Linked DNA regions of Mus musculus: regions 1 and 3 are each linked to region 2. A link is a loop called in an ENCODE intact Hi-C map of the cell type or tissue named here. Cell type or tissue: left cerebral cortex. All regions are shown on one strand. Links, peaks and the distances in the headings refer to the core of each region. The heading gives the core; the rest is flanking DNA. Region 1 has its middle 49 kb from the start of Gm35996. Region 2 overlaps Basp1 (brain abundant, membrane attached signal protein 1). Region 3 holds the start of Gm35827 (a long non-coding RNA gene).

Region 1 (11,146 bases), core at 1,278-9,277, 130 kb after region 2:
GAATCAGATCCTTCTGTATGCACGGCAAGCACTTTATCAACTGGATAACTTGCACACCTTCTTATTTTTTTATGCCTTCTACAGAGGACTCCTGCACCCGTTGTCTTTGTAGTTGTGCCTTCTAGGCTCCCGAGGTCCTCTTTTCCTTTCATAGCTCCTAAGTTCAGATCTGAGGCTGAAGAACCATCTTGTTGAGATGAGTTGTCCTCTTCCACTTGGCAGTAACCTGTTGGGGGTTGGTCTGGTGCTGTGAGTACACATGCTAAATTCTGAACCCCAAGATCTGGCCTTCCCCATTTGAGTGAATTCTCATGTACATTGGTCTTCCTCGTGTGTTATTAACGCGTTCTCACGCCCGGCCAGGAAGAACACAGCAAACCAGAATCTTCTGCGGCAAAACTTTATTGCTTACATCTTCAGGAGCAAGAGTGTAAGAAGCAAGAGAGGGAAATGGCGAAACCCCATCCCTTTTTAAGGAGAATTATCCTCCACCTAGGACGTATTACTCCCTGATTGGCTGCAGCCCATCGGCCCAGTTGTCATCACGGGAAAGGCAGAACACATGGTGGGAAAACTGCCCCTGCATGTGTGCAGACTATGTTTACCACTTAGAACACAGCTGTCAGTGCCATCTTATAATGGCAAATGTGAGGGCGGCTCCTCACACTCGTGTAAACCTCGACCCCGAATTTAAAGGTATTGGTTAATTATAAGTGGCTACAGAATTACTTAGGATAGAGGTAGGCAGGGATTTAGCTATACACACACACACACACACACACACACACACACACACACACACACACGGGCAGGGAGGATAAAGAAGATGGGAGAATAGGTCTTCCTTAGACAGGATGGACCAGGAGCATGTGACCAAGAGAGGTGTGCCCTGAGGACACAGCCCAGGTGAGACTCAGACTGCAAGTAATTGGGGAACACAGCTGGGAAACAGCCAGGGTAGTGTGGAAAATAGATAATCGCCTAGTAATTGTGCCAAAGCTGATTAAGTAAATCAATAGGACTCAGTCTCAATTATTGGGGGAACTGGTCATAATAAGAACTAATAGAATTATTTAATATCCCACATCAACAGTAACCTCTTCGCACCTTTGATTCTCCTGCTAGTCTGTCTGCTTCCTCTTCAGCGATCTCTTAGTTGTACAGCTGCAAACCCTTCCTCAAGCTTTGTTTTTTTCAGAGGTGCTTGTGTAGTTAGAGAGACCGACCCTTTGGGGCTGAAGTCGTCAGAAACCCTTACTTTCTCCTCAGGGAAACTTCTGTCGATCACACAACTCAAGAGTTATATGCCAGACAAATTCTTTAGTCGTAACTTTTTACTCCCGTGATTCCTCAAAAATGAAAAATTAGTCAGTCATAACTTTTTCGTGGTTTCCTTTGAACTGGGGGGGTGGGTGGGTGTCTCTACCCTGCTTCTTTCTGTAGGGCGGCTATTAGAGTTTGAGAGACTAAAGCAAAATATTTCAAATGAGTCGTCCCTTGGGCATTTAAAGAATCCCACTCAGAATACTTTGTAAAATGTTTGAAGACATTGGATGCTTTTTACTAAGCACTTAGAATGAAGGCTCTAGGAAAGGCAGTGAGTTATTTGTTCCCCATGGGGCCAGAGGCTTTATAGGATTCCCATCTACGTTGTCACATCGGATCCTGCTTAATCTCCTCAGGGTCTTCATCCTCAGCTTTGCCCTTACTGGGCAAATTTGGGGTCTTTAGCTGTGAGGAAGCATCGGCCAGGCTGCCATTATGTGGGCCTATTGTAGTTCCTGCCGTGAAGTCCTGCAAGGCCCTTGGTGTCACACTGATTAGTCTTTACCATGGCGTCATCCCTCCTGCTTCTAAAGCCATTTTCAAAGGTTTTCCCCATGTCTCTGAAGATGATCACAAATCCACAGTGCAGTCAGGCAACGTAAGCCACCATTTATGTTATGCTCATGACAAATTTAGCTTTGGAGCTCTACTGTATAAATACAGAACAGCATGTCTTTCTTTTTTTAAAAAAAATCTTTCTCCTTTTCATTGAAAATAATTTTCCTTCTGATCACAGTTTCCCCTCCCCTTCCTCCTTCCAGATCCTTTCCAGGTCACACTTATCCAATACCAAGCCCCTGCCCTCTCCTCTATTTTACACAGGGTTTCTTTAAGTAGGCTTGGCTTCTCTGGAATGCCCTTTGTAGACCAGGCAGGCCTGGAACTTAGGGATATACTTATCTCTGCCTCCTGGGGTTAGAGGCTTGTGCCTCCACTGCCCAGCTTCATTTGTATGTTTCAAAGGGTTGTAACTTTGGCATGCTTTCTTCTAATAAAGACTACTGGGTGGTCATGAAGGTGAAGGGAGGGTCTCTGAAGAGTTGAGAAGGAAGAATCACATGATCAAAATATACTTACATTGTAAAATATGCTTAGAGAAATATATATAGATAAATGTCCTAGCCCTTAAAGAAGTACTATTTGCTATAGATTTGAAGGATAATAAGACATACAGATATGCTGATATATTTTTTATCAAAGTAGGAGTAAATGAGTCAATAAATTGTGTCATTTTCAGCGAGTTACAACTTCCTTTCCCAAGTAGAGATGCTCTCTACCTTTCTCTCTCCAGTGCTGGGCTAAAGGCATGCACCATCACTGCCAGGCTCTTATTCTGTCTCCTTAGAAAACAGACAGACAAACAACAAATCAGAATTTAAAAAAAAAAATCACAAAGAACTAGCACAACACACACACATACACACACACACACACACACACACACACACACACACACACACCAATTGGAAAGCATTTCTATTCCCCTGAATCAGCTGGGGTGGAGAGAGGGACTGTAGGTGAGGAGCGCTGGGATGGGTTCCTGGGAGGGATAAATGAACATGATGTGCCTCAGTTTAAATGGGAGAGCACAGCTGTGGCTCAGCAATGGGCTACAAGAATGGGCCAGAGAGGCCAACTCTTTTGGGGTGCTGTTGAAGCTAACCCTAAGGTCGTATTAGAATTGGTATAAAGCCTCCAGAAGGGAAGGGGAACTTCCATGCTTCCACTGAGACATCTTGTAGCTTTCAAGGAGAGTGACAGGTTCTCAGAGCAGGACAGGCTACAAGGCCACATGCATAGTCTCTCCTCATCCATTTTCCCTTGCGGCAAGGCTTTCCACACCATTGATGCCTTCATCTTGTTAAGGTTGGCTCACATTAACACAAGCCTTTGCCTTGTTCCTTTTCATTGAGCCAGGTGATCCTTCTTGAACACTTAGAAGTAGGGACACTTTGCCGGCCTGGGCTCCTCATGCACAATTGCCCCCACATCTCACTGGTGGCTCTTTTCCAAGTTGCTAGGTTGGTACTTTTCAAATACGCTGAATGGTTGTTTGGAACTTGTCTCTGCTGACTGCACTGGGCTCAGTTTCAAATCTCCACTAATCCACTAATGAGCCTTTATTAAAGTGGGAGAGAGCAGTTGAATCAGTCTTTGGACACATTACCCAAATGAAGTAGATGCAGCGGAAAGATCAAAAGAGCACAATAACGCAGGGATGCTGAGTCCCTCTGCCACCTTGTGCAGTCCCCATAAAGCTGATTTTTAAAGAGAGAAGTGTCAGAATTCCTAGGTTAATTTTCAATAGTTTTTAACTTTGTGGTACTTTCAAATTTTGATTTTGTTTTTCTAAGAAGTCCATTTATTGCCAAACACCTCACTTCCCCCAACGTCCACGGAGATTGAAATGACCGAATGGGCAACACGACACCAATCTGGAAGAATCTTAAAGGGGTATACATGGATCAAACAATAATTATGAATTCGTTAGACGGTCATTACGGCCATCATCCCCCCCGCCTCCTGGACCACCCACTCACAAGACTCCTTTGTTTTAGAACAAGGAGCGTCTACAAAAACTTTGTACTGATCTGTGATAGAACCATCGTGCACCATTTTCAAGTGTCCACTAGTCCTGAAAGGAAAAAACGAAGAAGAGATGACACCCAGATACACAAGCCACTTCAAGCACAGCGCCCCCACCCCAGGGCCTTCTGGTCCTCTGAGGCTGCTTTCAGGGGGTCTCTGATCCCTGCTCCTTTACCAGCCTTGAGCAATGAGAACTCAGAACACAGACTGCTTGTGTATGCATGAATCCCCAACTCCTAAACAACTTGACTTTGTCCCAATCATTAATTATAAGAGACGTCAACGATTTTAGTCTCTAAGTTAAAAGAAAAAGGCCGAGTTAAGTAAAATGTTCGGACTGGCGCTTGGACTTGTCAGTTTCTGTTTTCTTCATTACCTTTTTAAACTGGGGGTTGGGAGACGGCGCGGGCATCTTTAAATAGACCTGTTCTCAAAATTAGCCATGGATGATTTGGATTTACCTTCATTTTTTTCTCCCTTCCCTTCCCTTCCTTCCATATATACATGAGATATGCATAAGTAACATAAATAGCAAACGTGAATCACAGGTCTAAAATTAACATTCATCTATAGCTTTCCCATATGTTATTTCTTTCTGCCCACAGGCAAATTCACTAATTAAACCAACGATTTCTCCAAGCATACCTTAAACGATGCAGCCTTTGATCATCCTCAAGAGCGCTTCTGTGATGCATCGTCCTCAAATAAGATAGAGATGATAACAAGAGACTGATGGTCCTTGGGTATCACTTTGAGGTCAGTTTGAAGTAGGAAGTGGGTAGTTGTCCATTTTGTTAATTTGTCCTACTGTGCACCAGACATTACTATGGATGATGTGATTTGGCAGTGGGCAAAAGAAGGGAAAAATTCATAAGCTTACATCTTAGAGAAGGAGAAAGAAAAAAAAAGAAATTAAATTACTCAGACTATATGAGGGCAGTCAATATTACACACAGGGGTAGAGTGGCATGGGATGCCGGTTGTGAAGGGTCCCAGCTTATGAGTTCAAATAAGGTGCTCAGACAAGCTGCACTGAGAAAGGGGTATCTGAGCAGAGGGTTAAGGAAGGAGAAGGGACAGGCCAGGAAACCAGGTGGCAGAGGGATGGAAAATACTACAGCCTCCAGTCAGCAAGCAGCCCCGTGTGGTTCGAACAAGTGAAGAGGGTGTCTTGAAAGGGGAGGGTCCTGAGAAAGGGAGGCTGGGAACTGGAGCTGAGGGCACACAGATGGTAGGCATGCTGGCTGCTCTAAGGTCTTAGGCTCTGTGTGTGGGTTCAAAGCCTTTTGGATGAATTTTAGGGGGAGAACATAAGTATGCCTTCTGATCTATTTGCCTTTTTAAACAGAACATTCTGATAGGTCTTTCAAAAAAAGTGACAAAGCAAACAACGAACTTTGGGGGATGCAGGTGGATGCTAGGAATCATAGTGATAAAACTGTGTCCTGACTATATCTGTTGAGCAGGGACTTACGGTCTCAAGTCCTGTTTCTTGGCTGGGGAGTTCCCACGGATTGATGGATGGTCTTGCTGTAGTTAATGCTTATTTAAAAGGGAACAGTTAGCGCTCATGTCTGAGCCCAGTTCTCATTTCCTGACCTGCCAGGATCCCGGATTTATTTTTCTATTTCTCCAGTGTCAGAGGGTCTTCAGTCTCTGCTCTCATTGGCTCCTCAGTCCCAGCTCTGTGTGCCCTCCTCACGGTATTTTAGCGCAAGCCAAAGAGGAGTGAGGATAATGGCTGTGCTGAGCTCTGAGTGTTGTCTGAGGTTCTAGCGTGCAACTTGCAACCTGTAACCTGTGTTGCCGAATAAAGCAGCTAAAACTGGGTGTTAGAGCTATTCTGAGGTTTTAAAAAGTAGTTTAAAATGGTTTAGCTACCATAGGATTATTTAACACTCATGTTGTGTAGGATGCATGGCCCCATCAGTGGTTTGGGGACAGAGGTATGGTATGCACACATGAACCTGTCCTGTCTTCTTTTCACTTCGCGTTCACTACTTGATTTGAAGTCTGCAAAATGCAGGCTGCATAAAAATAAGCTTTTATGGGCCTTAGGATGATTTGCCACCAAGCTTGCCTGTCCTCTAAAATATGTTTTCACTTTCAAAAAACCCACAAACTATTTACCAAAGAGGCACGGAAATTGAGGTCACTGGGTTCATTTATTTCATAATTTTTAACTTCCTTTCAGAGTCTTGACATCTCCCAGCAAGCTAGAGCAACAAGATTCTGGAAACAGGTTTGACAATGGGCAGGAAGAGACGAGAGGGGGCGTGGGGGCGAAAGTGGCTAGCTTCTGTGTCGCTTTGCTTGTTTTTTGATGTTAAAGACCAGGAGTCAAAGCTGAAGCCGAGGACAGAAGATACAAAGAAAGCCCCCCTTCCTGCCGAAGTTTTTATGAACAGTTAAATAGTAGCTGTGGAGGAAACTCTACTTTGTGGGATGCTGTTATTTAAGATATGAGGAAAGAACTGAACTAGAACCATAGACTGGGCACTTGTGAAAGGGAAATTCCTTAGTAGTGTGGAAAATAATTCTCTGAAATATTAACTGGAGTCCATGTCTTCCAAGACATTTTAAGGGTGACTTGGAATAATTCCCTTTGAGATAAGTCAAGGGTAAATAGGAGATACCTTCAAAACAATTAGAAAAGAGAGAAAATGATCAAAAGCACAGGGGACGGAGTCATAGTTTAGATTAAAATCAAAGGACGGAGAAGCAGGAAAAGGCATCCAGTTTGGAAAATTAATGGCTCAGCTGTTTAAAGTGAAGCTGGGCAGAATACATCATTGCTTGAAAAGTTAGGGATGTTGGAGCTATAAACAGATAATTCTGTTGTATAGGTTTACGTACGTCAAAAAAGCACCTTCACCTGGCTGAGACTCCTCATCCTCCTCCAAAAATTCTTTTTTTCTTTCTTTAAGGAGGTAGGGAATTAGCTGTGCTTGTTATTAATGGAGGCTTATCTTGGAAGATCCTATGTCACACAGGAAATGGTTATAGAATCAACAGAAACTCTTGGGGGTGGGGGTGGGGACCTTAGAATTAGGTGTTGAGCACTGCAGCCCAGAGATGCCAGATGTTTTCACAACATCAACAAGGTCTGATTAAATAAAAAATTGGGCTCAGAGACAGGGGAGATTGGGTGACAACTGAGGAGTGGAGTTTGGGGAGAAGAATCGCACTTGTATGCATTTAGTATTTCTGTTATAGACTAGTATTCTAGAAGTGTTGGCTCCAAGCAAATTATGAGTTTCTTTAATCCCTTTGTTTATAATTTTACTTGTCCTGTTTTCTCAAGTAATTGGCAGAAACAAAAACAAAAAACAAACCCAGGGGAAAATGGATGTGCAGGCTGGACTGCTGGATGGGTAGGGACATGCTGAAAGCTATGTCTCTTTTCATAGGTAGGTTTGGTGTCAGAGCGGTGGCTCAGTTGGTGAGAAGGGACTTAGAAGGGAAGGGAGGAGGGGCTGCAAGCTGATGCCCAGAGAGAAAGCTCAGCAGGAAACCAGGGCTGATCCATTGGAATTTACAGCCCTCTGTGGTCAGTCTAGATGTCGGCAGCCTTCTATCTTTGGAAAGAAGGGAAATGAGTTGAATTGTCAGAAAATATAGGACTTCCTAAAGCATGTTACAATGAGATATTCTGAAGGCCCGGGTTAATAAATAGGCCATATTTCACATCCATTTATGATCTATGCAAACTTTGTTCCATATCTGTAATGAGTTGAGAAAAAACGCCTGGTAGGGGCAAGGGCTCAATATCTTTCCTTTTGTCTCTTTGTCTCTTTTGGCCCTTTGTCTCTTTTGGCTCTTTGTCTCTAGTTCCACTCATATCCTGTGCCTGACTCTCCACTGTTAGGACACTATGAACAACTTTAGTCAGGCTTCCTGAAGCAAATGCCTCTATGAAGCAAAGATGAATATTCCAAACTCACTTTTCTCAATGACTCTCTCAACATTTTAATTGAGATTAAAATATTCATTTAGTCAGCTACACAGATTCTTTTTAAAGTTGGTGTTATTTATCTCCATTATAGACCAATTAGAAGCAAGAAGTGCATGCTCATTTTTAAGGTTACTATAATCTCCAAACAATAGGTAATTTATCTACCTTTTACCGGCTCATTGTTTGGAATTAAATTTCCCTTTATAATGAGCAGTGTCAAGAGATAACTCAGTGTGCATTTAAAACAAAGACTATGTACACTGACCACCAGTCCATTGAAATCAAGCCCTTTGTCTTCCACAGTAGGATGACGACATGCCACATTGTGGTTTTCTTTGTATGTGTACTGTGGATTTGTCTGAGATTCATGCATGTGAGGACTACTTTGCGTTTTAGTTTTGGGCCACACTAATTAGACTCAGGGGTTATTAGCACCAAGGCATGAAAAAGTAAAAATAAGACACAAAGGTGGAAGGGGGAGAGGGAGGGGGTAAAGAACACTATAGACACATTTGTAACTTGACATTAAAAATTACCTAACCAACTTTGCGTTCATTTCACTCTGATGGTGAGAGGAAGTTCCACCTGGCAGGCAAGGCTATTGTAGGTAGATAACTGAAGCACCCCAGTAACAGCAGGTGACAGGATTTAAACCCAGGTCAATGGACTTTATTTCTGCCATCTAGTGTAAATCTCTTATAGCTCAGAGGGGACAGATGGCTCTCAAGGAGGCATGCATGCATCCTTATATCTGGCACATGGCTGAAAAAAAATAAAGATTGCCTAAAAATTATGCAAGGAATTTTTCCTTTTCCACTCAACTTCCCTTTGGTGGCTTGGCACTCCGTAAGGAAAGGGGACTTATGTAACAGCTCAAGAGTAGAAGGTCAGAGAGAGGTTCACTTGATATTGAGGTGACCATCTTCCGAAGTGTGCAAGGCCTGTTTGTTTTGGAGGTGACCTATCTGAATTGCACTTCTAAATTATAAATTCCTCTCTCTCCTTCAGAAATAATGGGTGAGATACTCTGTCTCCCTACCACAGATCTATTTAGAGCAAACTAAGACTAGATGATAAGTCTGGATGTCTGTTTGGGAAAGGAGGGAATTCTCGGTGGAGATGCTATGATATGCTCTGAGGAGGAGAGCTCCTCGGGGAAACTGAGTCAGAAGGGAGGATTTTCAGCCTTCTTGAGGGTAAGGATAAGTTGTACAGAGAAAAGCAAATAGTTTAATGCCATGCTATTTTCTGACATAATTGATAAAATCGCAGCAATTTTATAAGAATCAACTGGATTCTTCCTTTGAAGTAATAAATTTTAATAGTGTGAACTGTACATGGTCACTCATCACAAAAGTGGGATTAATTCCAAGTAATGTGCAGTTAGGCAATGCGTTTATTATGTGACTTTTATAAAACGAACCTAGACAAAACAAGATGGTATGGCCCTTAATTTGTGCATACACATGTGCACATGTGCATGTGCGTGCATGTGTGTATGTGTGTGTAGGAATAAATCTGATGCTTTGCAAAGTAAGCAAAATAACAAGAAATATATCAAAATAAGAGGATGTGATCCATTCGTGAGACTGAATAAAAATGAGCTGTATGAGGCTGCTCCTAGCATAACAAGACATAATAATTTATGGTTAACTCCTTTCTGTAGAAGGAATACATTAAAAAATCATGATAAACTATTTTGTAGCCAATGCATAAAAATCATTCTTTATCAAGTATTATGTACCGTACATAATTTCATGTGTACCTGGTGGGTTTGTTTCCACTGTGTCACCTTAGATACATCATGTATTAGACCGCATGTCTCACATAGAGTGTTTTCAGCTTCATCATGACTCTATGGGACCACAGTTGTAATCACAGTCCACATCTGACTACAGTGCTGTTGTGGTCACGCGTGCTTTAGAAGGGCAATGCACATGGTCAGAAATGTCCAAATGGCCTTTGGAAGTAACATAGGTCATAGACATCAAGAAAGACCCCTGCTCCTATAAGGTCATGTACCTAGACATGAGCCTTAGAGGCAGTAAGGGTTGAACCCTCTCTGTCGCCTCAGGTAGCAGCACAGGTTACTCACATTAGGCAATTCCTCATCACCCTCATGTCTCCAGTTACGAATCTCTTCAGAGTATTCAAACCATTCAGCTTCTCTTTCTCGCCCATGTCTTCGTCATATACTCGCACATCATAGTGGTGCCCAAGGCAGGTAGGCCACTTAATAGCTGGCAGGCCTATGGATATTTTTTGCTGGCTCCTCACCTCCTGGCTGCCTGCAGGACTCAGGAGAGCAACCCCACACCTCCCCTGGGCAGCACAGTTGAGCTGGTCCTGAGGGCATAAGAGCAGGAGAGCTGACCCCACCCTTGCCAACGGAGGCATTTCAGTGATCTAGCTTGGGCAGTGATGGAGAGCTAGTCTTTATGGTGTGGGTTCAGGAAAACTGGCAGGCTGACCAACTCAGCTACCAGCTAGGCTCAGATCCAGGGTTTTGGGTTGGTCCATCCCAACATCTACCCCATCTCTGAACTGCTAGAGCATGTAAAGGGGCCAACCCTAAAGATCCAAAGGTGCAGGATCTCCAGGACATGGGGTAACAGGAGAATATCCAATTGGAGTCTGGATAAGGATCTAATAGGGCAGCAGAAGTCAGTGGCCTCTAAACAGACCAAGGACTGACTCACTGCAACGAACATTTGCAAGATGTTTGGACAAAAGAGTATACTGTGTGATACACCACAACACATTGCAGCTTCCATGGTGCCATTCTAAAAAACCATTTAATTAGTTTGTTTGTTTGTTTGTTTATTTGTTTATCTTCTTTAGGAGAGGTTGCAAAAATGGAGGACAGATTTGAAGGAATGGGGAGATGAGTGGGATTGGGGTAGGTAATGTGAAAATCACAAAGATCAACAAAAAGCTAAGAAAAAGTGCAATGCTCTATCAATAACACTGAAGATGCTTTAGTGCATAAACGCTTGACCATGCCTTTCTGTTCATTGAGGGTATAACATACCAGCCAGATGTTTGCTGAAGACTACTCTTGGTGCCCGAAGTGCAGATGTTCTCAGGGGCACGACGCTGGCAACTGAAGCAACATTTGGGCCAACTCCACGTTTCTAGGTTTGCCTACTCCTCATTTCTGGTATCTGCATTACCCTCTCCCCTTGTGAGCTCTGGTGTGCATTTATAATGCATACAGCTTCATTCTAAGCAAAGTCTATTCCTATTGTAAGGTCTAGAGTGTGGCAGTTTGATGTA
Region 2 (11,146 bases), core at 1,053-9,052:
AACCCAGACGGGAAATTAGCATAGAATGGTGAGAGGAATTTTGACTGAAGAATACTACTCTTTCCCACACCTGACTTTCAAACAGTGTGGGTTATTTCACTATGGTGAATCATAATTACAAGAAGTGGAGTGAAGAAAAAGCTCTCTCTCTCTCCTTTTTTTCCTGAATGGATTGGGAGGCGGGGTAGCTGGGTGAAGAGAGCTCAGGGCCCTGCCAAGAGGAAGCAGAACGTGGTGAGCTCACCAGGAGTTTCTACTCTGTCCTGTGGCCTTGCACGGTGCTTCTCTTCACGACTGCTCCTCCTGTGGGGAGCAACAGGGCCAGTGGGAGGTTAGCCTGGAAAAGTTTTGCCCTCTTGCATTAATAGAAAACAATTAAGTTTTCTGTAGGAAGCACCACGGCAGTGATTTCTCACCGGCACACAGACGCTATATAAACGTGCTTCCGGAAAGGATGGACGAGAGATTTGTGATGTATGATGAGCAGTTCCTCCAGAAAGTTATTTGTAAATTATCAGGGTTTTGTTGTTTTAAAAACAAAAACAAAAAGCAGCGAAGTTGTAGTTCTAAAATGGCTGTCCCTGCCATTTTGTGCTAAGGTGTTCAAGCCTCCTGGATGCTTGAAAGTAGATAGATAAGACCAATACCATGCCGCCTGTCCTCCCTATAGGCAGCTGGGTCATTGATCACCATTTCTTTGTCTCCCCCACCCCCCAACTTGCTGGCCTGCAGGCTTCGCGGCGGGGGCTTTACTTTGTTCTTTGTTACTTCTGATTATGGTAGAATGCCCGTGAAGTCCAGGCTGCTCCCCGCTGTGCCCGAGGTCCTCGACGCCCTCCTCGCCCTGCAGGCAGCCTCCCACCATCCACTTTGCCTACTTTGACCCTAACTCCCCTTCGTCTCCCCTGTGCTTCCTTGCAGAACTCCAAGATGGGAGGCAAGCTGAGCAAGAAGAAGAAGGGCTACAATGTGAACGACGAGAAGGCCAAGGACAAAGACAAGAAGGCCGAAGGCGCGGGCACCGAGGAGGAGGGGACCCCGAAGGAGAGCGAACCCCAGGCGGCCGCCGACGCCACCGAGGTCAAGGAGAGCACGGAGGAGAAGCCCAAGGACGCGGCGGACGGCGAGGCCAAGGCAGAGGAGAAGGAGGCCGACAAGGCAGCGGCGGCCAAGGAGGAGGCGCCCAAGGCCGAGCCCGAGAAGAGCGAGGGCGCCGCGGAGGAGCAGCCCGAGCCCGCGCCGGCGCCCGAGCAGGAGGCGGCCGCGCCCGGGCCCGCTGCGGGCGGCGAGGCCCCCAAGGCCGGCGAAGCGAGCGCCGAGAGCACGGGCGCGGCCGACGGCGCGGCCCCGGAGGAGGGCGAGGCCAAAAAGACTGAGGCTCCCGCCGCCGCCGGCCCCGAGGCGAAAAGCGACGCGGCCCCGGCGGCTTCAGACTCTAAACCTAGCAGCGCGGAGCCCGCGCCCTCGTCCAAGGAGACGCCCGCCGCCTCCGAGGCGCCCAGTTCCGCGGCCAAGGCCCCCGCGCCCGCCGCGCCCGCAGCCGCCGAGCCCCAGGCCGAGGCACCCGCCGCCGCCGCCAGCTCCGAGCAAAGCGTGGCCGTCAAAGAGTAACCGGGACAGCCAACCAGAACCGACGCCACTCGCAAACGACCTGTCTTCTCACGCTCTCTCTCTCTCTGTTTCTCACTCTGTCCTCTCTCTGTCTCTATCCTATACTAACTTGTTTCAAATTGGAAGTGAGGATATGTATTGCCCAAGGGATTAAATAAACAAAAGAAAAGAAAAGAGAAAAAAAATAAAGAGGATGTGTCCCATCAGGGGAGGGAGGGGGCGGGGAGAATCCAAATAGTATTTTTGTGGGGAAATATCTAATATACCTTCAGTCAACTTGACCAGTCAGTCCTGGATTTTCGAGATCATTGTCTGAAAGTACATCATCTGTACCCTGAACCGCTGTCCCCTAGGCTCCATCCTTAAAAACCCCAGCATCTCTCCCGCGATGCAGCTGGGGAGGGAGGCGTTTGATTCTGCCCACAGGACCAGTGCCAAGGCAATCAGATCTTTATGAAAGCAGTATTTTCTGTGTTTCCTTTTTAATTTACAGCCTTTTTCTTAATTTTTTTGGTATTTTTTTAAACGTTCGTGGATGAATGCCAACTTTCAGACGGAGCCCACTTAGCTTGTCCACATGTATCTCAATGCCAACCCTCCATTTTTCCTCTCCAGATATTTTTGGGAGTGACAAACATTCTCTCATCATACTTAGCCTACCTAGATTTCTCACGACGAGTAATGCATGTCCGTGGTTGGGTGCACCTGTAGTTCTGTTTATTGGTCAGTGGAAATGAAAATAAAAAAAAATAAAAAATAAAAAAAAAAGAAGTCTGCGTTCACTGCAGCGCCAGTTTTCTTCCATCTGTGTCTCAGACACCAACACACCACCCATTGGAAAAATGGAAAAAAAATAAATAAAAAAATAAAAAAAATGTACAATGGATGCATTGAAATTATATGTAATTGTATAAATGGTGCAACAGTAATAAAGTTAAACAATTAAAAAGTAGTAACTGGCTTTTGGCTTGATTTTCCCCTCCTTTTCGGTAATGTAGGTGTCTTTTCCTGAGTATAATTGAACTGAGGTAAGACATAGGATTCTCAAGTGTTCTTGACTAATATAGGTATAAACAAAACACCCCAAACAGTGGAATCCAAGACCACTATCCCCTAAGATGAACAGGAAAAACCGTCTAAGGATTCACACCCAACCATGGTGTGGGTGTGGTTATTAATGCTTTAAGAGAGTGAATATTGTGAATGAAATATTAAATGACAACCAAGAGCTGTGTCTTGAAGGCTGGGAAGAATATTATAATCTTTGAGAAACATCCTATGTGTATAAATTGTGAAGCGGTGGGCCAGCATCTAGGCCTGCCCTGCCTGCAGGTCAATTGGTACCAGAGGTAGGCGAGGGACCCGAACGCCGTGATGGGTTAATAGCCAGGAGAAAGCTGCTTCCACCTTACCCAGACCTCACTTGCTTTGGCTTCAAGGGAGCATAAACTTGTGATCTGTAAGACAAGATCCCCCTTGATAGCTGAAATATGTAGAAGTTTGTGCACGTGCCAGCTAGCAATGTATACCACAGGCAGATGTGCTAAGCCGTCACCCTTTGATGACCCCATTACTGGAATAGTGACCGTCTGTGTGCTCAGGGTCCCCCTGTGCCACACATGGGGAAAGAGGCTGGAGAAAGGTGGCTTTTGTACAGACTCGGCATGCACATCAGTTCTTGAGGGTAAGAAAGGAGGTGATTGTCTCTCGAGTCTCTCAGAGAGTTGCTTGGGTGTTTTCCAATCCGATACTGGAAACCACAAAAAAAAAAAAAAAGAAAAAAAGAAAGAAAGAAAGAAAGAAAGAAAGAAAGAAAGAAAGAAAGAAAGAAAGAAAGGAAAGAAAGAAAGAAAGAGACCTAGCCATGGCAAAGATTTCTCAGACCTGAATCGGAGAGAAATGCCCAGAAAAATACATGACAGGTTCATCTTTTAGAGTGTCAGTTTCCGGTAGAATTTGTGAAGGCTGTGAAATGCGCATGTGCACATGGTCCTGTGGGTCCGAGTCAGCCTGATTCTATTCCTGTGTGCTGCATACAGAGGAGAGAGAACCCCTCTAGATGTTTTCTGAGTATCTGGAATCAGTACCACACCTGGAGAAGCAGAAATGGTGGAGTTGGACTAGCTTAATGGACTTTCTGAGTTCAGGCCGTGCTACGATCACGTCTAGCCCTTGGACCTCTTGCTTTTACAGTGAAATGATTTTGAACTCTTACTGCATGACAGCACAGCACACATGAATATGTAAAAGCATTAGCCACCAGCCAACTATATTAGGTAAGAAAAACAGCAGGGAATATCCAGAGCAAGTGCAGTTGCCCTCAAATATATAAAATCATGTGGGGGCGGGGTTGTGTATTACGGAGGCAACAGACTCAACAAACTGGAAGATGTGTATAAGATTACAAATTATCTTTAAAATGAAAAATACTTATTTTTGCAAAATGAATTAAATTTATCAACTACTGTGGAGTAGTTACGAATATTAAATGTCATTCATTTATTGCTGTGAAACATGCTTTGGTGGAAGTAATATTTAACAGACTGACTTTCTCCACCTACCATCTTAATTAAAGTGTTCACAGAATTTGGGGTGAGAAGAGCCAACAGGGGTTCCTCAGGATAACATTTACCATCCAGAGTCACTGCATGGGATACGTGAAGTAAGGTGACACACTTCAGCTTATGCGCTGAAGGGTGTGGCATCATTAAAATCTGAGCTGCATCTAGTCATTTATTTCCTAACGGTTATACATTAGAGCACTGGACCTCGAGTTCCTTACCAAGGCAGGCAATGGAACAACTAAACATCCACAATGTAACAACTAAAATCCACCACCCGATTGGCTTGAATGGAGCATCAGTTTCATAGTGTTCCTTCTAGATGTTAGTTTGACATACAACAAACTCCAATTATTTCATTTAGTGGAGAAAATATCTATTTAGAAACTTACCAATTTATTTTTTATTTTTATCTACATCCCAATTACTGTCCCCACTCCCAGCGGTCCTTCCCCATCCCCCCTCCTTTCTCCTCTGAGAGGGCGGGAGCCCCTTAAATACCCCCCCCCGCCCCCCAGTGCATCAAGTCTCTGCCAAAGCAAGCACATTCGCTCCCACTGAGGCCAGATGAGGCAACCCTGTTGGGGAACAGATACCACAGTCAGGTTACAGCTTTAGGGACAGCCTCGCCTCCAGTTGTTGGGGGAGGGGCTACATGGAGACTGAGCTGCACAAATGTTACATATACCCCAGGGGCCTTTGGCATTGTTTCAGGATTGGTGAGATCTATCACCATCATTTAGATTCAGTCCAGCCTTTGGACAGTAACATTGCAGGTGTATTTGATCTGATATCTATTTTAACTAATTTGCACAATATTGAAAACTGGATTCTTAGGGGACAATCTTAAATATGTATCATGGTGGCGTGGCGTCATCAGTAGTTTTGGGATTCACACTAGGAGTGTTTTGTTTGTTTGTTTGTTTGCTTGACACAGTCCTATATATAGTCCTGGCTGATCTGGAACTCAGCATACAGAGCAGGCTGGTTTCAAACTCACAGAGATCTGCCTGTTTTTGTCACCCAAATGCTGGGACTAAAGGCACGTACCACCATTCCCAGTCAACAGGAGCTTTTCAAGAAGAGCTATGGTTAGTATCATTTGAACTGGCAGGTCCCCCCCGCCCCCTTTTCTGCCAAGCAGTTGATATTTAAAGTATTTAGCTTGGGGATGGCTCTTTTACAATGGTGGGCGTCGTTCTTTCAACCCCTCCACCGCAGCTGACGGAGAAGCAGAAAGGGAAATGCAGCAGGTTTCCGTGAAGGTTTGGGATGGCATTAGTTTTGAAATAAGCCATTCTTCATCATGAGATTATATGCTTTCTGACTTCTTAATGACAACATTTTCAGTGGGATATGAAACCTCAGAGGCCGGGGACTGGCCGGGTTAGTACATTCCTTCTCATTCCCAGTGCCATGCTATTAAGAGCAGTTAGCTGCATGCGTCCAAGCACATCTGACTCAAGGAGATTCCTAGAGGGAATAACACTGAGAAACAACACGGCTTGGAAACAATCCGAGTGCCATTGTATCCGTGAACACACAGCACAACAGAACACACATTTGTGTCCCACCCCCCAGCCCCTTCCCCACTTCCATATTGTTTTTGACATTGCAAACATCACATTTGCTTCTTGTTATTTTTTGTTGTTGCACCAAAGTAATTTTATACTCTCCCTGAGTTTTCTCCTCTGAACTCAGGAGATTCACTTTTAGTGCAACGTATTAATCAACTGGCATTATCTAACTTCCTCCTCCTCCTCCTCCTCCTCCTCCTCCTCCTCCTCCTCCTCCTCCTCCTCCTCCTCCTCCTCCTCCTCCTCCTCCTCCTCCTCCTCTTCTTCTTCTTCTTCTTCTTCTTCTTCTTCTTCTTCTTCTTCTTCTTCTTCTTCTTCTTCTTCTTCTTCTTCTTCTTCTTCTTCCTTTTCCTTCTCTCAGGTCAGTGTGTTAAAATTCCAGGAGGCGAGGGACAGATTACCCCACTCAGATTTGGGATCATTTAGCAGAACACTCACTTGTTTTCTCTCATTAAGCTTTCCGGTCATTGTCCAAGATTTAAAGGACTAAAGCTTTCTCAAGAAAAAGGGGCGGGTAGTTCACATAAAAAATGTATACTCTATTAATCACTAACCAATTTCAGATACTAATTAAGATGAGGAATATTTAGCTTACAAGATCCCCTGTATATAGAAACAACTAAGACCTTAAACCAATTTAATTTATTTGTATTTTTGTTTGACTTCTAAAATGATGTAGATATTTTGATAAAAAGTCTAAAATCCTGAAGCCCAAACACTAGAAAGAAAGGCTCTGCATTAGCAACCTCACCATCTTTTTGCCTTCTAAGCTGTGAGTTTATTCAGATAGAAAATGTTTGAATAGGCACCAAAGACTCCTGGCTGGTAATGGAATGGTGAAGCCTTGAGTAAGAGTAGCTAAGAGTCACATAACCTGAAACTCAGCCACATAATGACAGTGCTACTCAAAGAAGAGAAAGAAAGGAAGGCACCTGTTTTGCCTTGAGGAAAGTGTGTTGACTTGTGACACACTTTTGCTAACAAAAGAAGTGGGGGTGGGAGTGGGGGGGGTGGCGAAAAAGAGATGAGAGAAATTCCTGAGCCTTCCATCTGAAGAGAACGCAATCTCGTTAATGGAAGCGCAAGACTATGCTTCAGGATTTGGCCGACAGACAGAAACAGCCCGGTTTTGAGTTTTGCCAAGAAAAGGATAGCGTGCCTCATTACAAGGGCTTTTTGCTCAGGTTTGGGAAATTGGACTTGACAGGTGAACCCCATTAAAAGAAACGACTCTAAGGCTCCGTCCGTAGCGGCACTGAGCAATCCCTGTCCTGCTCAGCCGCAGCGCAGACATCCAAGAATAGAGCTTGCTCTCAGCCGGAACCACCCACTTCAGCACTGAAGTCTGACTAGTATGCAAATTCCCCAGAGGGTATTTAAAAAAAAAATTTTTTTTTTAAAGCTAAGAATAATAGAGACTGTATTTTGCTTGCTATCTATTCAGCCGCCTTTGCTTCCAGGAGCTGAAGTTGCCTTGGTATTCAGAGCAAATTCTAGCTTTTCAAAATAAATACACACACACACACACACACACACACACACACACACACACACACACACAATATACCAGCAAGAAGATGAACTACTAGAATACATATAAGGAGAGTCGCTTACATTTCTGAGGCTAGTTGGAATTTTGGTATAACAAATTTACCTTTTATTTGTTGCTTACTGTTCTCTCTACATTGTCTTGAAGGTTTTACTTTCTGTTGATTAATCATGTTCCATTTACTCCCTGGTTGTCTGCTCCAGGGCTCCATGCTTACATTGGACTAGGACGATAAACAATTACAAACCCCTTGAATGTACCATTCTTTATACATTCCTTTATTTTTATTTCATGTACATGGTTGTCACGCCTGCACTTACACTTGTACCCATGGTATCCAAAAGAGGAGTCGAATCTCTTGGAACTGGAGTTGTGAGCGGTCACATGGGTGCGGGGAATTGACCCTAGGTTATCTGCAAAAGCAGGAAGTGTTTTTCACCATACAGCCATTTCTCCAACCCCAGATGTGTCATCTGAAATACAATTCAAGTGTGCCATTCCTCTGGCTTGGTGGAGCTTTGTACTTTGTTTGTTCTGGACGTTCCTAGGCACTAAACTGTTTTGTCCACTTTCCTTCTCCTAGCTGAATCCATCTGTAAGGATAATGGGCAGATTAATAGAGGATTATTCAGAATGTAAGGCAATTCAAAATGGTTCCCACACAGGAATGCTTTTCAAAAAAGATTCTAGAAGGTTCTACCACAAGCTGTTTCCAGAAGGAGGAGAAGTGGTTCTTAAATGGCATTCCATTCGGTTACAAATGGAATCTTTGTCTGGCTGGGCTTAGAGGCTTACATTTCTTATCCCAAAATTTAGGAGGCAGGATCTCTAAGTGCCAGGCAAGAGGGACTACAGCGTGAATTCCAGGCTAGGACGACAGTGTGAGACCCTTGGGGGGGTGGGGAGGGCGGGGATCTCTGACATATTAAAATGAAGAAATCCATCTCGTTCCCGAGCGGTAGTCCTGATTCTTCAGTTCTTATGGAAGGCAAGAAGTGGGGTCAAAGCTGGATGAAAAACCCTTATCTGGAGTTCAGAGATGTACAGCATGATATTCACAAGATTCATAATCGACCTGAGCTTAGTGTTACTGGTCTAAGGCTTAAAAAAAAAAAAAAAAACTCATTTCATATCTCTGAGGTTCACATCATCAGGAAAAATGAAAAAAAAAAGTAACATAGTTGCTAGGGATATATTTCATAAGGCCTGGTTCATGGCACACAGTCAGCCCTTCATATTTATGGGCACATTCAACCATCCAGGGACTGAAAATAGGTTTTAAAACAATTCTATCTAAACATGCACAGACTTTTTTCTTGTCTCTAGTACCTATATCTTGCATGGTGACAATTATTTAAATGCCTTAGCTTTGACAAGTAGTCTAGAAGAGATGGGGCACATGCAGGCAGATGCACATTGGTTGTGTGTAAACATTAGGCACGTTATACAAGGGACTCGAGTATCCTCGTATTTTGGCATCCACGGCGATCCTGGAACAAACCGCCTAAGAGTTTGGAAGCTATTCTACGGAAAGCTTTGGTTCCTTTCAAGAGTTGAGACCAGGGCTAGAAGATGGCTTAGTGAGCAAAGGAACTTGCTAGTGAGAATGATGGCCTCAGTTTGAAACCTGGTACTCACATGGTGGACGCAGAGTACCATCTCCTGTAAGTTGTCCTCCATCTTGCTGTGTGAGAGTCCTGGCATGTGCTTTTACACACAAGCACGATAATAAGTGAACACATAAGTAGACAGAATAAAGCATTTAGAAGTGAACCGGGAGCTTCGTCCTGGCCATTTATGTTATGGAGGAATATTTAACGGAAAGATGGTACTTAATGTTTTCTTGAAAATATAGTGAAAAGGACCATGGAATTGAGACTTATGCTACCTAAGAGGACAGGCAACTTTGTGAGAAATTTTTAAAATAGCACAATATAGAGAAAGTATTATTTCAGGGGACATGAAAAGCCAAGATGTTTTTTTCTGAGTATGTTCTAATCACATTACTGAGATATCTGAGATATATAGAGAATAATAAGTTACCTTTGCGTGAAGCGGGTGAGGGAGTGGGTGTTGCAGGAACTCTTTGCTTACTACTTACCTCTGTGGCCAGGAAACAGGTTTGACTTCTCTGAGCCTCGTGCTTGCCTAAGAACTGGAGGTTGAGCCTGCCTGGAGGCCTTGTGGCGAGGGTAGAAGATTGGGCTTCTTACTACAGTGTCTAAACGCCCCTAAAGGCAGGCGTCACCATCACCCACACTTGCTTCCAGAACACGGGGACAATGGAGGCTGGGATAGTTCTCTTCATTTTCTTTAAGCTGATTTTGAGACAGATTATCTTCAAAGGCAAATCTCATTTTTTGCTGCTTACCTGTTTTCTCTATGTGACATTTTCATGTGCTATCTCTCCTCCATTGCTTCCCTCCTTCGCCGCTTCTTCCCCACTAAAAACAAACCAAACCAAACCAAACCAACCAACCAACCAAACAAACAAACAAAATCAAAGCCTGTCTGCTGTCTGCCAGTAACTGGCAGCCATTCTACCACTTCAGTTCCTAAGATCCAATGAGCATGACTTTAGAGTGCAGACCCCTCTCTGCTGGAGTTCAAGATGGAACTCACTTCAAGTCCCCCACATGGATATCTTACCTGGATCTTAAAGTTTAAGATCCTTAAAGGTTAAAGGTCTAAAGGCTGGGCTGGGGAGATGGCCCACAGGCTGAGAGCTCTTCAGAGATCCCAAGTTCAATTCCCAGCAACCACATGGTAACTCACAATCATCTATGATGGGTTCTGATATCTTCTTCTGGTATGAAAACATACATGCAGTACAGAACATTGTATACCTAATAAATAAAGAAGTCTTTATAAAAAAAAAAACAAAGTTGTCTAAAGGCAAACTTCCAATTAGCCCACAGTTTCCCTTTCAGTCTCCCAAGGGTTACCACTGAGAATGTCAGCCTGCAGATAAGCAAATGAAGTCATTCAGTTTACCCTTGATTTGCCTTTTTTCATGCTTCATAGTCCACGTGTCTGGGACTGTCATCTACGTGACAATGAGAACTGTCATCTTCATGACCGTTAGGACTACGTGACCACTAGACTTCTTGCAGATTACCACGAGTACTTCCTCATAACTTCTCAGCTTCCAAACTCCCCACTAGCTAAAATTTTCTACAGAACAGCCATTTCAATCTTTCTAAAGTAGAATGTGAAGTTCACATATATAGTCATGTGTACACACACACACACACACACACACACACACACACACACAAAACTCCAAACCTTCAACTAGTTCTGCATTTCTCAGAGGAAGAGGTAAGATCTTCAGTAGACTAGGCCTATCAGAGGGACTGATGGCTCCCAGATACTCATATGCTTATAGGGATATATTTTAAAACCTTCAAGATGATAAGAAAAAAGCAGTAACGTGACCAGGAGCTCTAATGAGTGAGATCTTGTGCAACCGTCCAGGTCTCAGCCAGTAGGCTGCTCCTCCCCTCAGCTTCTCAATGGGAACCTCCCTTTCACCTCTTTCTCCACTGTCTGATGTCATCTCTGATGCTATCTTTGTCCCTTTGCTTTGCCTACCAGTGCCTGCGGCTTCCAGCTGTGCTCTGACGTGCACTCTGCAAGGCACTGGGCTGCCTTTAGGCCTTCATTTTTGCTAGTCATCTGTCTGGAGTTTTCACAACCCTACTTCCTCCCTTGCAAACAAGGCCATTATTCCTGACCATGTACCACCCCAGAGCTTCCTTACATACACAACTGACGTCCTCCACATTCGCTTCTATTTTCTCCTTAGAGAAACCACCGAGCTATGCCGGTACCCTTTCCTTAAATAG
Region 3 (11,146 bases), core at 1,216-9,215, 640 kb after region 2:
AGCATGATAAACAGCTTCAGTGAAGTAGCTGGATATAAAGTTAACTCAAACAACTCAATGGCCTTTCTGTACACAAAGGATAAACAGGCTGAGAATGAAAATAGTGAAACAACACCCTTCTCAATAGTCACAAATAATATAAAATACCTTGTCGTGACTCTAACTAAGGAAGATGGAAAGATCTCCCATGCTCATGGATTGGCAGGATCAATATAGTAAAAATGGCTATCTTGCCAAAAGCAATCTACAGATTCAATGCAATCCCCATCAAAATTCCAACTCAATTCTTCAACGAATTAGAAAGGGCAATCGGCAGATTCATCTGGAATAAAAAAAAACCTAGGATAGCAAAAACTCTTCTCAAGGATAAAAAACCTCTGGTGGAATCACCATGCCTGAACTAAAGCTGTACTACAGAGCAACTGTAATAAAAACTGCATGGTACTGGTATAGTGACAGACAAGTAGACCAATAATGGAACAGAATTGAAGACCCAGAGATGAACCTACACACCTATGGTCACTTGATCTTTGACAAGGGAGCTAAAACCATCCAGTGGAAAAAAGACAGCATTTTCAACCAATGGTGATGGCACAACTGGCTGTTATCATGTAGAAGATTGAGAATTGATCCATTTCTATCTCCTTGTACTAAGGTCAAATCTAAGTGGATTAAGGAACTCCAAATAAAACCAGAGACACTGAAACTATAGAGGAGAAAGTAGGGAAAAGCCTCAAAAATATGGGTACAGGGGAAGAATTCCTGAATAGAACAGCAATGGCTTGTGCTGTAAGATTGAGAATTGATAAATGGGACCTCATAAAATTGCAGAGCTTCTGCAAGGCAAAACACACGGTCAATAAGACAAAAAGATCACCAACAGATTGGGAAAGGTTCTTTACCTATCCCAAATTGGATAGGGGACTAATATCAATATATATAAAGAACTCAAGAAGGTGAACTCCATAAAATCAAATAACCCCATTAAAAATGGGGCTTAGAACTGAACAAAGAATTCTCACCTGAGGAATACCAAATGGCAGAGAAGCACCTGAAAAAATGTTCAGCATCCTTAATCATCAGGGAAATGCAAATCAAAACAACCCTGAGATTCCATCTCACACCAGTCAGAATGGGTAAGATCAAAAACTCAGGTGACAGAAGATGCTGGTGAGGATGTGGAGAAAGAGGAACACTCCTCCATTGTTGGTGGGATTGCAAGCTTGTACAACCACTTTGGAAATCAGTCTGGCAGTTCCTCAGAAAATTGGACACAGTACTACTGGAGGATCCCGCAATACCTTTCCTGGGCATATATCCAGAAGAGGCCCCAACCGGTAAGAAGGACACATGCTCCACTATGTTCATAGCAGCCTTATTTATAATCACCAGAAGCTGGAAAGAACCCAGATGCCCCTCAACAGAGGAATGGATACAGAAAATGTGGTACATTTACACAATGGAGTACTACTCTGCTATTAAAAAGAATGAATTTATGAAATTCCTAACCAAATGGATGGACCTGGAGGGCATCATCCTGAGTTAGGTAACCCAATCACAAAGCAACTCACACAACATGTACTCACTGATAAGTGGATATTAGTCCAGAAACTTAGGATACCCAAGATATAAGATACAATTTGCTAAACGCATGAAACTCAAGAAGAACAAAGACCAAAGTATGGACACTTTGCCGCTTCTTAGAATTGGAAACAAAACACCCATGGAAGGAGTTACAGAGACAAAATTTGGAGCTGTGATGAAAGGATGGACCATCCTGTGATTGCCATATCCAGGGATCCATCCCATAATCAGCTTCCAAAGACTGACACCATTGCATACACTAGCAAGATTTTGCTGAAAGGACCCAGATATAGCTGTCTCTTGTGAGACTATGCCGGGGCCTAGCAAACACAGAAGTGGATGCTCACAGTCAGCTATTGGATGCATCACAGGGCCCCCAATGGAGGAGCTAGAGAAATTACCCAAGGAGCTAAAGGGAACTGCAACCCTATAGGTGGAACAGCAATATGAACTAACCAGTACCCCGGAGCTCTTGACTCTAGCTGCATATGTATCAAAAGATGGCCTAGTTGGCCATCACTGGAAAGAGCAGCCCATTGGACTTGCAAACTTTATATGCCCCAGTACAGGGGAACGCCAGGGCCAAAAAGGAGGAGTGGGTGGGCGGGTATGGGGGACTTTTGGGATAGCATTGGGAAATGTAAATGAGGAAAATACCTAATTAAAAAAATAGTAAACAGCATGATCTAGCACTGGGTCTAAGGTAAGGCTCTTGGCCAGCAGTGGAATGCTTACAGCTGAATAACCCTGCTGATAGCAGTAGGAGCTGAAAGCTTCAAGTTAGTTAGTGTTTCTCTTATGGTGTAATCATTCTGACTGTGGGTCAAGAGGGTATAACAAATCTGTAATGGATTAACTTTATGCCATTGAAGTAAAAACATAATATACCTTGGTGCTGATGTTTTTCCGTGGACTGCAATAACAGCAAGTGTCTATAAAAATACTCACCTTAAAATAAAAATTATAACAGCATTATTTAGTCATAATCATGTGGAAATTTTATTTTTTCCAGTGTTTTCTATAAAAGTGTTCACCTCTTTCTAAATGTTCAGTAATGTGCTTCATAAAAGAATAGAAGATTTAAGAATTATTTTAATTTTATTGTTTTTCATTAGGAACAATAATGACTTTCCTCATATAGCTATTGTTATTGCATTACAAACTTATTTTTGTCGTGACCAACATAACAATTCTAATTGAGTCTGTGAAGTGGTAAGAATTATGTTGAAATTAATCCTTTTGTGATAAAAATAAACTTTTAAATTGCTAGTATATGTATCAGTAACTATCAGCAAATAAAACTTGATACTGCCAAATAATTACGAAGAGAAGTTAAAATTTATCACCCTGTGAGTATCTAATACACAATACATGTAGATTTCAAATGTACATGTAGATTGTACAAATCATTTTTAGAGAAAAACAACATTTCCTTACATGGGAACCCAACACCATGACTAGACTTTGCAGTTCCTGCCTGATCTCACTTGATCCATCTGAACATTAGTCACCTGGAGACTCGGGACTTCACAATGCACAAATAAACCTTTTCATCAAACCCCCTCATCAAATATGATAAAGTCTATTTATTATTATTTTATTAGAATATGTATTTTAATTTGAATTACTTATGCTTAACATGTAAAATGTAATCATATTAAGTTAGTAAAATAGTTTAAGCATTGTAATGATTTAATTTGTGGTTAAGAACACAGACTGTGATGTCATTTAGTTAAAACCCTTAGTTTTATTTCCCTAACTCAAAAATCTAGTTATTTATGACAGTAGCTGCTTTATGGCACGTGCTATTATAAATGATATATGGAATATATACAATGTACAAATGAATAAGTAATTTCTAGTAATTTCTTAGTTGATATTAGGCTCTTTATTTGTCTGACAAAAGTGCATATTGAGTGCTTTTAATCCTTCAAAATTATGATAATCTCTATAGGCAACATTATTTTCCAACAGTGTGGAAATTAAGTATATACTCTGGAAATTTACTAAAGCTGGGCACATTCAAGAGGCAAAGTCAGAACTTGGATCTACATTTTCTGGTGTCTAGAGCTGTAGTTTTCACAGACTGTGATTTCCGGCTTCTTAAATAACTGAGTGACCGTCAACATGCAGTTCCTTCAGATATAGATCTTGCACATTCCATATGTGTGTTGATTTAAACTGTATTTCTCATTAACTCATTTTCAGTGAGAACCTCAAAAAGGGAATTCTCTTACTAAACGATTTGTGTGAAGGCCCAGCTGACGGAAAGTGATACCACCCCAGGTGAGGAATTGTTGGGCAGTTTTTGATGAATGGTATAAAAAAGCAGGTTGAGCAAACCATGGGCAACTAGCTAGTAAGCAGCACTCATTAATGGCTTTTATCTCAGCTCAAGATCCTGCCTCAACTGACTATGACCTAGGATATATAAGCCTCACAAATCTTTCCTCCGCAATTTGTGTTTGGTGATGGTCTCTCTCACAGCATAGAAACCTAATAAGGATAGAAATTCATACCAGAAGTTTGATGTCACTGTGACAGACCTGACCACGTGCTTTTTCTTTTTTTTGGGGGGGGGTGGTTGGTAGCATTTGAATTTTGATTTGAAAAGGTTATTGAATACTCAGAGCCCAGTGGGCTGTTCATGGGAGCTTAGAAGTTAAGGATGCTGCAAGCCCCATGGGGTTCGGGGGAGAAAGCAACAGTGTCAACCAGTCAGACCCCCCTGGAGCTCCCGGGGACTGGACCACAAACCAAAGAGTACACATGGAGGGACCAAGGGCTCCGGTTGTGTCTGTGGCAGAGGATGGCCTTGTTGGACATCAGTGGGAGGAGCAGCCCTTGGTCCTGTGGGGGTTCGATGCCTCAGTGTAGGGGAATGCCAGGGCAGGAAGGCAGGAGTGGGTGGGTGGGTAGGGGAGCACCCTTATAGAGGCAGGGAGGGGGTGGGATGGGGGTGGTTTCTGGAGGGGAAACTGGGAAAGGGGATAACATTAGAAATATAAATAAAGAAAATATCCAATAAAAGAAAAGCAAGGACACATGGCTAGGGTTTGTGGTAGATTGGGCCAATTAGGTCTGCGATTATAATTAGGGTTACAGACTCAGTTCAACAGTAGGGACCCAGATTGCAAAGCTGAGGTACTGCTTATATCCAAAAATCTCTGGGACTGGTGGAATGGGAAGCACATGTGTACCTGTGTTGATTTGTGCTCCTGGGAAATGAAAGGGGATCAAGGAGCCCTTTAAGAAAGTCCTGTTGAAGAAAGGACAGTAATGGAACCACCCTCTTGAGGATGACCTAACAATGAAGAACCTTGGTATCCAGGCGACCCCCACTGGTTAGAGCAAGGCCTGCAGGCTCACTTGTCAGAGGCACTAGAGAGGGCAGCGTGTTTCTCTTGCTGTCTTCATACTACTTGGAGGCTAAGGCCTCAAAAAAGACATAGGGAAGGCCACGATGGTGTCTGGAAGTACAGGGTTCACTCTTGTTGTCAACGCCTGTGGCCATTTACCTGAAAGAGAGAAATCTTGACCAAGGGTCGCCAAAACCGGCAATGCCCAGACCAGGGTGAGAATGCTTCTGACCCTCAGGATCTGAGAGTCACATCAGTGCAGAGACTGTGGTGAAGCTGGTGAACAACCTGGTGCCTTCTCTGCAGGAGGGGACCCCTTCTTTGTCCCTGCCTTTCTTTCCAAATACTGAAGATTTGCCACCCGGCTCCAGGTACTGGACCTGCTGTTCGTGAGGTATGCATTCTTCTGCCTTTATTCTGAAGAGTATGAACAAGTAAAGAACGCGCTCTGTAGCTTCCTGGATACGTGGATGGACAAGAGCCCTGAGGACTTTTGTGAGTCCACAGATTTGCTCACTCTGAAATACCTGAAGGCTTACGTGTCACACTCAGATCTTATTGTCCGTGTCAATAGGCTCCTGACCCAGTTGCAGGAAGAACAGGCCAAGGATTCACCATCCAAAGATGAGGAAGACTCAGATCTGGGGAGACACACATCCTCCTATCTAGAGATTGAATGGGTATAAATCGGCAGGAAAAATAGCAAATCTGGAGCCAGATCCACTTGTGCACCAGAGCTGGAGAGCACAAAACCACCAGATGTTTCCATGATGCATTCGTAGGTCCAGATAGATGTGGCAGCAGCAGTCCTGCCAGCACACCTGATAGCAGCTGTGGAACCTGTATGTCTGTAGATACAGAGTATCTTTCAGTAATCTCCTGCTTGCTAAGTGGGCCTACCTATTTAGAGAATGGTCCTGTCACCTCCTGTTATCAATTTGGGTCTGTCCTATATCTGCCCTGCTGCTCCTGCCCCTCAGGATCAGCCCCTGATTTCAATCCATCAGTAGTTCCAGCCCCACAACCAGCCTTCCCTTCTCCTGAGAAATAGCCTTTTTAATCATTCTGATCTTTTCAATGTTATTTTAAAGGATTCTGCAATCAGTGTAGATAATACAGAAAGAGATAATAGAGATGTGGTTTGTGAAGTGCCAGAGGGAAGTAAAGACTCAGTCTTTAGATCCTATCTTGAGTTAAAAATATTTAAAGTTTGTTCTTCTGGAGCTGAAAAATCAGCTGAGATTGTCAATGTGTCATCAATAAAGTAGAGCCTTTTCTTGGGCAACACACACACACACACACACACACACACACGCACACACACACGGCGTATAAGACATCTTGGGATGTTCCCTGGAGAAGACTGATTCTGATTCTCCATAGAGCTCGTAGATCTTAATCTGTGATGAGGTTTGAGATGTTAACATGTGTTATTATTCAAAATTAGGCAACCATATATTGAGATTCCATTGATGTATTGAGATTTCATTGATATGGCTTCTGGGTCATAACTCATAGAGTATTGGAGATAGTGTTTCCCATCAGACATACTGGTTCCTTGACTCTCATCATACCTCTCTTCAGTGTTGTTCATTGTCCTTAGTTGTATAGTAGATATGACACATTGAAATGGTACTTCTGGGTCAGTTGTTCTCTACAAATAACCAGTCATAGATCTTAAATTACACAAAAATCAAGTTGAAATATGTAAAAGCACTGAATATAATATTATGTCCTTAAAACCCAGGGAGGAAAATATTCAACACTGAACTTGACAGTGATTTCCTTTGATAGAACACTAAAAGTTCAGCCACAAAAGTAAATATAAACAGATGGGGTTCCACTCAAGCAAAGGGATTCTGTACAAATAAAGCAATCAGCAAAATAAAAACCTGCTATAAAGGATTACAGTAAGTTTTTTGACAAACTTATGTCTGATTAAGATTTCAAATTCTGAAAATATAAATGAATTCACATGAGTTAATACAACAAAAATTAAAAGGGTAACTTAAAGAACAGATATGCAATGCCTACATTGTTTCCAAAGAGGAAACTAAAGTACTTAACTTGTATGTGAAAAGCTGTTCGTTATGATTAATTAATGATTGTTTTAATTAAGCATATTAAATCAACAATAATGATATTATAACACACACCTCTTAGGACTGCTTCTATTTCAAAGGCAGTGTCAAAAGCAAGGGTTGGGAAGAGTGTGAAAAATGGAATCTCTTATCTCTTTGAGAATGTAGATGGCTGTGATTACTGTAGGAAGCATTATGGTGGTTTCTAAAGAGATTAAAAATAAAAATACCATATGGCCAGTAATCCTTCTCAGTATGTACCTAAAAGAGGAGAAATCGGAACTTCTTAAAGAGATCTATTTTCCCACATTCATTGCACCATTATGCACAACAGGAAAGAAGTAGAAATAACCATGTCTGTCAACAGACTGAATAAAATCAATTTGGTACATATGTAAACTGAATGTTATACTTGTAGAGGTCTGGTCAATTGCCACAACATGAGTGGCTGTAGATTATACAATGTGAACTTTATTTATATAAAGAAAGTTTAAAATAGTGTGCAAACTCAGGCAATTGAGTGTTATTTATCAAGGACAGAGAGAATTGCATTAAAAGGCCAAAATTTACACACACAATACATATATATATGTATATATATATATATATATATATATATATATATATATATATATGTATATATATATATATATATATATATATATATATATATATATATATATGTTATAGATCTGTAAAATGAGTAAATGTAGTGACCTAATGGGCCGCAAGAGTATAGAAGTTTCCTGGAGGAACAGATGTTAAGAACTTGCACTACACAGAGTGAGTAGAGTAACTGTGACAGTTAATGAACATGCTGTTTTCTTCCCGAGTGATTATTTTCTCATGTATACACACATCACATTGTTCAGTAAAAGGATAATCATTAACATATTTGTGAGATTATAGAGTCCTAGTGTACAGCAATGGTGACTTTGACTTTTTGTACTTTTAGTCCTTTTGTCTCAGGCTAAGTGCTGATATCCCAGGCAAGGCTACCACAAGACTTTCTCCATACATTCCAATCATCCCTCTTCCAATAATAATGACTTATATTACTTGATATGACTTTCTCACAGATCCCTTTTTCTTGAAGCAGTGAATGTAGCTCCAAACTAAGCATATAATAAAAATAAAAAGGTCTCTGCCTTGGAAACATGAGATGTGAAAGTTGAGTCGATCAGCACAATGTTGAAAGAACACTGAAATAGCCCCCCTGGTTCAACTCTACAAAGAGCTCATCCTTTTAAGACAGACCCTTTTCCAAATCATGATAGAAAGTGAGAAATGACTGACTGTGGAATCCAAGGGACAAAGCATGACAGAGAGCCATCTCCATGAATATGTGGGTGTTAGGTCTAGGACTGGGATGCTGACATGTAGAGCCCAGGGCAGCTCTTTATTGGGAGTCAGCAAATTCCCTCAACATTAGTCACAAAGTTGTGACCAAGATTCCTAGAATCACAATAGTCATTAGAAATAAAGATTATTTTTGGCCATGAAAATCCAATATATCCTTTGCATTTACCGTCCAAAGTTTCTCCTTTTATAGCATCTCTTAGATATAAACTATGAAGCTTCTGACACAAAGCCTAAGACTGCAATAATGGTCATGAGAAGAGGGTAATGGTAAGAGGGAGGGAGGATGGGAGTAGGTTGGCTAATAGGGACCATGGCACAGCTAGAATTGAAGAAGTGCTGGTAGGCTACTACACAGTAGGGTAACTACAGCTACTAAATTGTTAGACTAAACACGTTTAAATGTTATTTCCACAGATAAAAAGAACAAAAATATTAAAGGCAGAAAGTGTGCTCACCGTCTTGAGTTTTTTGTTGCGCAGTGAATGTAGGTTCCAAAGCCTCATCGCTTAAGACGTTCAGCCTCTGATCCCAACAACAAGGAAACTCAGCAGAAGACAGACACTAGCTCAAGACAAATCTGTGCTCTGGGGGGGGGGGCAATGCTGTTTCAAAACACACAACAAATAACAAAACAACCCTCCTTCCCCAAAAGAAGTCCACATTACCACATATCATACTACATAAATATGGTTTGTTGGTAGACTGTTTTTTTTTTAAACATTAATTGAAAACAAGAATGCTATAGATATTTTTTCAGGATATTCAAGTAGCACATGCACATTTAGAGGCAGCATGGGGAGTGGAAAGCTTGGCAGAATGGAACAGCTTGTCTGGGGGTGGCCTTGTATTTCAAGTCAGGGCTGCTCAAGTGGTGAAGATGACACACGTGGAAAACAGATTGGGAAGTGTAAGCTCAAGGAAGAAAATTTTTCATAAAGAGAATAAAATCAACCATCCAGCTTATGATTTTTTTTTGACTTGGAATGAACATTGAAGATGAACTATTCCAATATTTTCATTTAAAAACGAACAAAAGAGATAAATTTATTTGACCTCATCAAGGTCAAATGAAGAGAAGTTTCTAAGCTTTGGGTGTCCAGCACAGACTCTTTCCTGTGTTATATTTCAACATGAATGCTCAACTTTGTTGGAAAGTGGTATTTATTGGTTGAGGATCTAGTTAGGAGGGATAATTTTTTCAGTAAGCAGTAAAAGATAGAATTATAAGATGTCTGTATTCGTTCTGGAGAATAAAGGTGAGGGGCGGGAGGCATGGCTTCCCATTTTTCCCGTTCATCAATCTAAGGTGATTTTTTGAAACTTCAACATGGGCCACAGTAGGAAGTGTGGTTTCAACACAGAAAAGAATTTCAGTAACAGCCAGTTTATAAAACAGGGTAGAGGTTTACTTAGGATATTTTAGTAAGATTACAGCAGGGAGCCTAAGAAAAAAAGGATGCTTAGAAAGAAAGAAGAAACACCCAAGATGGTGATGTGGGCTTCTCTAAGACAGAGAAGGCCTCTGAAAATGACACGTACTAAAGTATGCATGTGGGCTCCTTGAGATGTATCTCAGGTTATTATCATTGCTGTTGTATATAGGAATTAGGTGAGATTTCAACTTAGGATCTTCAAAGGGTTAGCTAGAAACCCAAATAAGATGACCAGATAGTCCCTGAAAAATATCCTGCAACTTTTAAACTAAACGATAAATGGCTAGCTCTCAGGGAAAAAAGAGCTTTAGGATATTTGTACTGTAAACAAACTTGACAGCTAGCTTTGTTTAAGATTCTCGGGTGATGCCTTCAGAAAGAATTGAGTCCCTACCCAAAGTCATCATGATGTCTAATTGTATGTCAAGTTGACACAGCTTGAGTAATATGGGACGAGGGAACCTGAGTTGAGAAAATGTCCCTACCACATTGCCCTGTAGGCAAGCCTGTGATGTATTTTCTTAATGTGAAAGGTCCTAGATTATTGTAGATGATACCACGCTTGGATGGTGGTCCCAGATTCCATACAAAAGCAGCATGAGCAGACTATAGAAAGAAAACCAGTAAGTAACACCCCTTCATGGCCAATGAAAATATTAACTGGACAGGAATTATTACTTCCAGCTGGCTAGAAGTTTCAGACTCCAGGGTGAGGAACTCTTCTCCCTGTCTCTATATGCATTATTTTAAATTCTTCCAACTTTGTCTCAGAAAAATTTTTAGTTATATCTTTTTATTATATGTACCATATCTTTTGGTGAAACCAAGGGTAGTACTCACTCTTAAGATAAACATTTTACTCTAAAATGTATTTCATTTAATATACACCATAAAGGTTTGAGAATTGAACTCAAGAATATTCTAATTGAGATAATTTCTCCTTCTCAATATCAAACACTCTCTTTGCAGTATTTTTCCTTATCAGCTACTGTGTCATCCACATGGTTCCTGGACATTGTTCATCACTGTAGTTATTTATCTCATGGCTAGCCCACACATTCAGCCTTTAGGTCTCACTGGGTTTCCCAAAGCTCCAGCTATTACTCCATTAAGGACCAGGACTTTATATATTATGTCATTGCCAACCATGTCTTACTTCCAGGAAGTGGAATCCTTTGAGAGCATCCCTCAATGACATATCTTCAGGCAATGTTCTTTTTAATGCCTGCTTACAGGAAGGCCATGTGAAGACAGCTGATGTCAGAAATATTTGTAAGAATAAAACTATAAGATAGAATTTTATTGCTAAAACCCTTGCTTCTCAACC

Evidence for each region. Hi-C counts contacts between places; a loop is a spot of excess contacts. Peaks named below come from ENCODE experiments on the same cell type or tissue, not always from the same donor. Only the 100,000 strongest peaks of a DNase experiment are listed, where the experiment ranks them.
Region 1: it touches region 2 in a loop (2.8-fold over the local background); 3 of 42 quality-filtered maps call a loop at or near these places.
Region 3: it touches region 2 in a loop (2.7-fold over the local background); 2 of 42 quality-filtered maps call a loop at or near these places.

What each region holds. Positions count from the first base shown.
Region 1 is chr15:25,222,668-25,233,813 of GRCm38, reverse strand. No RefSeq gene overlaps it. Among named protein-coding and RNA genes, the nearest start is that of Gm35996, 49 kb to the right of the region's middle. In left cerebral cortex, for the core only: no CTCF peak of the experiment used is centred there; DNase peaks (open chromatin) are centred at 3,383 and 4,432.
Region 2 is chr15:25,354,694-25,365,839 of GRCm38, reverse strand. Basp1 (brain abundant, membrane attached signal protein 1) reads left to right here. Exons shown (of 2, transcript NM_027395.2): 2 at 922-2,563. The coding sequence starts at 931. The coding sequence ends at 1,611. Among named protein-coding and RNA genes, the nearest start is that of Gm36555, 28 kb to the right of the region's middle. In left cerebral cortex, for the core only: no CTCF peak of the experiment used is centred there; DNase peaks (open chromatin) are centred at 4,887, 5,400, 5,571, 7,060 and 4 more places; H3K4me3 peaks cover 506 bases; H3K27ac peaks cover 3,013 bases.
Region 3 is chr15:24,718,631-24,729,776 of GRCm38, reverse strand. Gm35827 (a long non-coding RNA gene) reads right to left here and starts at 4,860. Exons shown (of 4, transcript XR_383853.2): 1 at 4,785-4,860; 2 at 2,473-2,532. It also overlaps the pseudogene Gm2803. In left cerebral cortex, for the core only: a CTCF peak has its summit at 4,933; DNase peaks (open chromatin) are centred at 4,915, 7,267 and 8,087; H3K27ac peaks cover 1,559 bases.